Linked DNA regions of Homo sapiens: all the other regions are linked to region 2. A link is a loop called in an ENCODE intact Hi-C map of the cell type or tissue named here. Cell type or tissue: IMR-90. All regions are shown on one strand. Region 1 overlaps TSHZ3 (teashirt zinc finger homeobox 3). Region 2 overlaps LOC124900621 (a long non-coding RNA gene). Region 3 has its middle 59 kb from the start of TSHZ3-AS1.

Region 1 (2,500 bases), 210 kb after region 2:
CATGTCTCCAGCCATAAAACTGAGAAAAGGGGATAAGAAGAAAAGCGAACAAAAAACAAAACAAGGTTTCTTCCCATGAGTGCACTCAGTTCCTTACCAATTATACCTGAAATGGACTTTGCACCTATTAATAGCAAAGTTTTTCTAATCAGTAAAAATGGGATGATGGCATTTGTATCAAAGGTGTTTACAATTGTTCCTGCAAATTGGCACTTGTACTCCAATCACCTTCAACACTGCCCAAGTGCAAGGGCAGATGATCAAAGTTTTGCCTTCTTCCACGAAGTCTCAGCAAGGAACAACATCACCTTTGTACCACTGGCTACAATTCCAGGCACCAACAAAGAATACCAATCTGATTCTACCCAATTTTTGGCAGCAGCTGGACAACACCAAAAGTAAATTCTAAGTCATGCTGAATGCAGTGCAAAGTGTTAGGCTGCGAATAAAGTTATTTCAAAATAAACACACACACACACACACACACACACACACACAAAGTTGCCTGGAGTTGATGAGTGAATCAGTACCATTTCCATTTCTTTCCTGTTCATGGCAGTTGCAGGCGTTTTACATGTCAGGGAAAAGTTTGTCCCAGAAGCAGCAAGATAGGAACATTCAGCCCTTTCACAAATTCTAGATTCTCATTTCTTTAGGTAGAAAAACTCTTCCGTTCTAACTTTCTATCCCATCATTCTTAAAAATTAATGTCCACACTGTAAGTCATACAACAAGCCTTTGATTTCATTAGCAACCCCAAATAAAGTCACATATTTAATAGAATCCCTGCCAATTAAATTTGCACTATCGGGGCTCTCCCAGTAGTGTAGATCCAGCAGGAAGGCCTAGAGTTTCTGCTTTCCTTTTTCCACCAGGGAAGCAGGCTGCAAGGCCTCTTGCAGCAGAAGAGGTGGAAAGGCCAGAGCTTCACCGACTCCTCAGGCAGCTGGGGGCTGTGTCAGTGAACCAGGCTGCGTCCCTGAGTACTTCCAGTAGGTGGGGGTGTCCTGGTGCACACAGCTCAAGGGTGCAAACCCAGAAGCGATTAACTGGCAGGGCTTGGGAACAGCTGTCCACATCAGGCCTGGTGGGGGTCTGCTGGGGCCCTGCAGAGGGGACAGAGCTCAGACACAAAGGGGAAGAGGCTGCTGGGAGCCCGGGCAGGGAGCCGCAAAAGATTATTTTTTATCTGAAATATTCCTGAGACGTGGAAGTCTTTACGTTTCTTCATTCTCACACTACTAACCAAGCCAACCAAAAGATTTTTTTAATAGTTATATTGTGCTAAGCTTTTCAGATACGGTGTTGGTTTTTCTTTTTTTTTTCTTTTTTTTTTTTTTTTAGCATGACACGGAGTTTAAAAAAAATCAGACAAGGGTTCTGGCTTCAGCAACTGCAGCTCTGTTTATATTTTAATGTTTTGTACGTGACTGCTTCTGTGGGGGAAGAAAAAGAGGGAGAGAGAAAGTTGCCTGTGAGCTTTAGTGTAAATCACAGATACTTCATTTTTCTCTGTGTCCTTGGAAATTATTCAAAATTAAAGCCTTCCTCCCTCCATCTTTTTTTTCTTTCTTTCTTTCTTTCTTTTTTCTTTTTTTTCCAGTGGGGGAGTCTTCTGTATTGCACATGCGAGGGTTTGTGTCTGGTCAGCTGCAATGAGAAGGCAAGGCCAATCGATAGAAACACACACACAGGCCCCTACCCTGCCCCAGCTTGTCCGACTCTCAAGTTACAGGTTTACACGGCAAGTCTAAATAATATTCAAAATGATAAATGGTACCCGAAGCCCGGCATCCACCATCAATCTTTTTTTAAGGAACATCCATCTTCAATAACGCACGTTTGAATCATGTGAAGTCAGGAGCCCTGAGATTCATTTCTACCACCCTTTGCAAGCCAGGGTGGCTTGAATGATACCTGTCAACCTTTTTCTTTTTTCTTTTTTTTTTCTCTCCCCTTGACTAATGGGGAAAAAAAAAGGCAGGGAAAAGAGAAAAGGAATGAGAAAGGGGGGAAAAAAAGTCAGAAGAGTGTCAAAGGCTGAACAGTGTGGTTTAGCAGATAATATGAATGAGCATAACCTCTCCCGTGCCTCTGCCAATCTCCCACCCGCCACGCCACGCACCCAGCCATCCAGAAGCAGGCTCTACCCCCTTCTCCCCTGCCCAGCCTCTTTCCTCCCTTTCCCTCTTGCCAAATCAGCAGAGCTCCCTCCTGCAAGCCACAGGGTACAGTACCAAGAGGAGGAAGAGACAGCCTCACATGGACCTGGGCTTCCCTCCCCTCCCCGTAGTCTGGCTGGGGCCCATATGATAAATGACATATGTCATTCTGTCAGGAGGGAAGGGTGGGTCAGTGATGTATGACTCTGCTGAAAAGGAAATCGACTGTTTGGCATGGTGCAGCTCTTCTCCACCAGGATTTAGTTTCAGAACTCTGAAATGAATTCTCCGACGTTTCAAGTGCATACTTAGGGCAGGGTGATGGGAGGCCTGGGAAA
Region 2 (2,500 bases):
AAAGGGAGGAACAGGTTAGGCTTCCCAGCAGGAGAACGACCACAGCAAAGGCCTGGGTAGGGGTGGCAGGGGCCAAAGAGAGGACATCGTAGAGATTGCCTTTGAATAGAGGAGGCAGCTGTTCCATTGATGCTGAGTAAATGCTTTGCATATACTTTCTAGTTTCTCCTGCTGTTTCCCTGAGTTAGTTCCATCAACCTGTGATGGAATGCACAATATCTTGATGTCATTCTTTTTTTTTTTTTTTTTTTTTTTTTTTTAGAGTAGGGTCTTGCTCTGTCACCCAGGCTAGAGTGCAGTGGCACCATCATTGCTTACTGCAGGCTCAACCTCTTGGGCTCAAGTGATCCTCCCACCTCACCCTCCCGAGTAGCTGGGACTACAGGTGCACAACCATGCCCAGCTAATTTGTGTATTTTTAGTAGATATGGGGTCTCACTGTGTTGCCCAGGCTGGACCTCATGGCCTCAAGCAATCCTCCCATTTTGGCTTCTCAAAGTGCTGGCATTACAGGCATAAGCCACCACACCAAGCTCCTGATTTTCATTCTTATATCTCTCAGAGATTTTTAGTGTCACTTGCCAGAGGGCACCAGGGCCAGAGTCTAATGCCCAGTACTCAATGGTGAACATTTTTGCTGTGCCAAGAGAGAACCACTCGATTAGAGGTGGCTACTGCAGGCTTTGGAAGTTTTCTACGGTGGGAACCAACAATCCGTGATCCGCCATGGTCCAGTGCATGCAGCCTTGGCTTCTCTTCCCTGGACCTGGGAAGCCTGCAGATGCTGGAAGCAGCCCAGCTGTGGCCCCTCCACTGTTCTTGCCCCTTATGTGTGGGTGTGGAAAGAACTCTCATTCAGAGACATGGTGATTTTGGGATGGAGACGTTGCTTCCTCCAACCAGACTGCTTCCTTCAGTTTCCACTGCCTGGGCTCATGCATCAGTAAGTTCTCCTACTAGAAAGTTTATTTGCAAAAAGCCATGGCCATTTGCTCACAAAGCTGTGCCCACTTTTGTCTGTGTCTTTTGCCCATTTTTTTTTTTTTTTTTTTTTGCCAAATGTAGGGTTTAAAATAAAATTCCCGTGTTACTTCCCTGTAACTGTCATAACAAATTCCATGCACTTGGTGGCTAGAGACAACATAAATGTGTTCTCCCACAGGTTTGGGAACTGGAAGTCAGAAATCAGGAGTTCGAGACCAGCCTGGTGAAGCCCCATCTTTACCAAAAAAAAAAAAAAAAAGAAAGAAAGAAAATACCAAAAATGAGCCAATGTCTACAGGGCTTCGCTCCCTCTAGAGGCTTCAGGGGAGGACACTTCCTTGACTCTTCCAGCTCCTGGTGGCTTCCATGTTCCCTGGCTTGTGACTGCAGAGTTCCAACCTCTGCCTCCGTCTTTGCCGGGCCTTCTCCTCTTCTCCCACGGAGGCAGAGAAGCGTGTCCTCTCCTCTTCAGTCTCTTACAGGGACACTTGTCATTGGATTTAGGATCCACCTGGATATTCCAGAATGGTCTCATCTTGAGATCCTTAACTTTAAAGCACCTGCAAAGACTCTTTAACAAAGAAGTTACATTTGCAAGTTCTGGAACATGCTCATATCTTTTTGGAGGCCACTACTAAACCCCCTACAATTCTCTTTACATAATTTCCCAAAACTGTTTCCCAAAAAGTTGCCAGCAGTAACCAAATTCCAGAAGTGAAAGCATGACCCTGGCCCATGGTGACAAACCCGCTTTCTACCAAGTTGATCACCACCTAACTGTTGATTCTAGCCCTTCTAATCTTTAGCCTGTGGTAGCAAGCCAGGTACAATTTGGCATTAAGATCTAAGAATGGCCAAAGTCTCTCATTGCACGCAGTGCTACCCTGATGCAGTGGAAACTACACTAAACAAGCTCCGTGGGATCCTTGGGCCTTCTCCCGTCTCCATGACTCATTGGCTGGGAGACTTTGGAAAATTTTCTCTGCTTCTGTGAACTTCAGTCTCCCTATCTATAAAATGAAGACTAGATTAGAACAGGGGTTGATATGCTATAGCTTTTTTTTTTTTTTGGAGATGGAGTCTCGCTCTGTCACCCAGGCTAGAGTGCAAATAGCACAATCTCGGCTCACTAGAACCTCCACCTCCCGGGTTCAAGTGATTCTCCTGCCTCAGCCTCCTGAGTAGCTGAGATTGCAGATGCCTGCCACCACACCCGGCTAATTTTTGTATTTTTAATAGAGATGGGTTTTCACCATGTTGGCCAGGCTGGTCTTGAACTCCTGACCTCAGGTGATCCACCTGCCTCGGCCTCCCAAAGTGCTGGGATTACAGGCGTGAGCCACTGTGCCTGGCCAGCCTGCTTTTTTAAATAAAGTTTTATTGGAACCCAGCCTTGTCCATTTATTTACAGATCGTGTATGGGGGCTGTCATGCTGCAAGAGCAAAGCGGTTGCAACAGAGACAGAATGACTCAGAAAATGGAGAATATTTGCTGGCTAGCCCTTTACAGAAAAAG
Region 3 (2,500 bases), 140 kb after region 2:
CAAAAATGTGTTTCTTGCATTTTCAGTAGCATACTCCAAGTGTTCTCCATCTCAAAGTTTCTATAGATAGTGCGACTACTTTCACTCTGACCGTTGCCAAAATGTAGAAATTCATCGTTGACTGCAGCCACATATACGTTACAAGTGGAGCTGGGACTCGGGTTTCCTGCTTACAGAAACCGGGGGAGAGGTCTGAATTTTCTCTGTGTTCTTGTTCTATCACCTCTTGTCCTCCAAAAGTACTCTGTGGTTTCTCTCTCAAGGCACGTGCAGAGATAAATTTCATAGAGAGATGTTAAGCCATCAGTCACGGCTGAGTTTGTATATGAAGTCGGAACCCTCCCTGTCTGCGAGCCCAGCCCCCTCCACCCCAATGATTCTCCTATGGTGGCAAACTTATTTCAAAAATTCTGATGAAACACTTTGTAAATTTTGTTATTCTGTGATGATAATAAATCATTATAGCCTTAAACACTTCTCTAGCTTGGAGCCTCAGTCACAAATTATCTTGTCATTCTGACCAAAACATTCTCCAAAAAAGCTTGACAAGTGCTAAAACCCAGAACATGAAACCATGTGTTGTTGTGAAAGCAAGATTCAGAAATGTCAATTAATTAGATTAAGAGGCTACTTTTAGCTTTACCCGTGTTGCCAAATAACCCTTAAAATATGCATAGCAGTGGAAATCTACCTCCGCGGTACAGTACTTCAGTGCTGAGGGAAGACAATGGCTCGGACTAATGGACAAAATTGTTGTATCTGTCAGTCAGCTGCAAAGAATGATCTAGAAGCAAATGTCTTGCTTCTTTTTCCACAATGTGATTTCACGAGCTGGGTAAATGCTACCATTTATGAATTCGAAGAGCTCCCCCCTCCCACTCCACCTCTTAAAAATCATACACAGATCAAGAAGAAAAAGTCAAGTCGTTTTCATATGTCTTTACTAGTAAGATAGGTTTTTAATGTCTTTCTGTGCTTTTTTTTAAAAAATTTGCATTTGCATTTTGAAGTTCACTTTGTAAAAAAAATATATACCGTGGAGAAATTATTTAAATGTTTTTTTATCCCTGTTTCTTGAAAATCTTATCTTTAAATAATCTATATCCTCAATTTTATTTATGCCATAAACTGTTCCTATATTTTAATGGTCTGTTTGCTTTAAAAGGGGTTGTTGGTTTTAATAGCTCAGTTGCTATCTTTGTAAACTAAACTCCTTCTGACGAAATTCGAGCAGATCATCTCTGCCTGTGAGTGGAAGGCACATTCCAACCCCTGAAAAGGAAATTTAAGCCAAATAAATGTTCTGCCCAAATTAAAATACATAAAATGAATAGTTAACTCGGACAAGAGCTGATGGACGCAACAGTTGGGCTGCGGACATGTGGGTGTTGAGAGCGCTGACTGCCAGGCAGGACCTCAGGAGAGAAAACCCAGATGAAATTAATTTCCTGTAACCCCCTTTGTCCATTCCTCAGGACTAATTGATGGCAGTGCTGGCACGGACATCTTGGGTGAGCAGAAATGACCAGGGCAGACAGCATCGTGAAGGGTGGTGTGGGTCTCTGCCCTGCCGGGGTCTGAAGATGGCTGGCTCAGAATTGCAGCCTCTGAGCCAGGACTTGGAGGTCCCGGAGGACAGGGACAGGAAACTCTCCTCCAAATTCTCAAGGCCGTTGAACCCACCTTGATTATATTAGAATCCATGTGGATTCTGGCACTAATTTTAGGACAGGTCATTTTCATGGAGGAAGGACAAAGAAATGGCAGGGGGTGGGGAGTGTGGGCACTGGATGAGAATCCTATGAAGCTTTGCAAAGCTGCATGGAGATGTGACAGCAGCCCCTCTCCTCTTGGCATTCATAACCTCGCCACCCGCTGCCCACGGCTGCCCCCCAGCAGCGAGCACGAGGAGCTGCGAAGGCATGAAGGAAAGCTGCCTTCTCCCCAGCTGGAGTGCCCCCGTCCTGCTGGTCAGGGCAAGACGTGCCCTGTGGCAAGTGGGGGACTTATTGGGGGAGGGACTTCCTGCATGGGGCCACTTCCTGCATGATGTCATTTTGTGCGGGGCCAAGAGAGGGGGGACAGTGTGCCCTGCAGCAGGCTTCCAGGTTTCCATGTCTCACAGATCCTGTGGGTCCCCCCCACTCCTCACATCCCCACCCCTCTCAGCCAGTCCCACTGTTTCTAGCTAGCAATGAGGCAATTAATGAGCTGTATAGAGGCCCTAAGTTATCTCTGGAACTAGATGGGTAATAACCACATAAATAAGTAAATAATTAAATAACTAAATAAAATAAAACGGATGAGTGAGGCACCAGAGCTCTAGTCTCCATGGAATGAGTTGTACGGGGTAGCAGAAACAGTGGGGGAGGAGGGGGAGGCCCATAGCTCCAGCCTTGGCTCTGCCACTGACATGAAGTGTGTGACCTTGGGCAAGTCACTCCTCCTTGCTGGGAGCTCTCCCACCCGACCAAAGACCCCATGTAGAATAGGTGCCAAT

The links. A loop is a pair of places that touch in the nucleus more often than their neighbours do. Peaks named below come from ENCODE experiments on the same cell type or tissue, not always from the same donor. Only the 100,000 strongest peaks of a DNase experiment are listed, where the experiment ranks them.
Region 1: it touches region 2 in a loop (4-fold over the local background); 2 of 110 quality-filtered maps call a loop at or near these places.
Region 3: it touches region 2 in a loop (2.5-fold over the local background); 2 of 110 quality-filtered maps call a loop at or near these places.

What each region holds. Positions count from the first base shown.
Region 1 is chr19:31,337,256-31,339,755 of GRCh38, forward strand. All of the region lies in intron 1 of TSHZ3 (teashirt zinc finger homeobox 3), which reads right to left. It overlaps TSHZ3-AS1 (TSHZ3 antisense RNA 1), which reads left to right. Exons shown (of 3, transcript XR_002958388.2): 1 at 1-2,500. Among named protein-coding and RNA genes, the nearest start is that of TSHZ3, 11 kb to the right of the region's middle. In IMR-90, a CTCF peak has its summit at 991 (motif pointing right); DNase peaks (open chromatin) are centred at 976 and 1,416; H3K27ac peaks cover 2,269 bases.
Region 2 is chr19:31,124,525-31,127,024 of GRCh38, forward strand. LOC124900621 (a long non-coding RNA gene) reads left to right here. Exons shown (of 3, transcript XR_935901.2): 3 at 1,163-1,225. It overlaps LOC105372356 (a long non-coding RNA gene), which reads right to left. Exons shown (of 6, transcript XR_935899.3): 6 at 2,061-2,500. Among named protein-coding and RNA genes, the nearest start is that of LINC01791, 42 kb to the right of the region's middle. In IMR-90, a CTCF peak has its summit at 1,105; a DNase peak (open chromatin) is centred at 2,437; H3K27ac peaks cover 349 bases.
Region 3 is chr19:31,261,557-31,264,056 of GRCh38, forward strand. It overlaps a transcript of TSHZ3 not described here. Among named protein-coding and RNA genes, the nearest start is that of TSHZ3-AS1, 59 kb to the right of the region's middle. In IMR-90, no CTCF peak of the experiment used is centred here; no DNase peak of the experiment used is centred here; H3K4me3 peaks cover 349 bases; H3K27ac peaks cover 647 bases.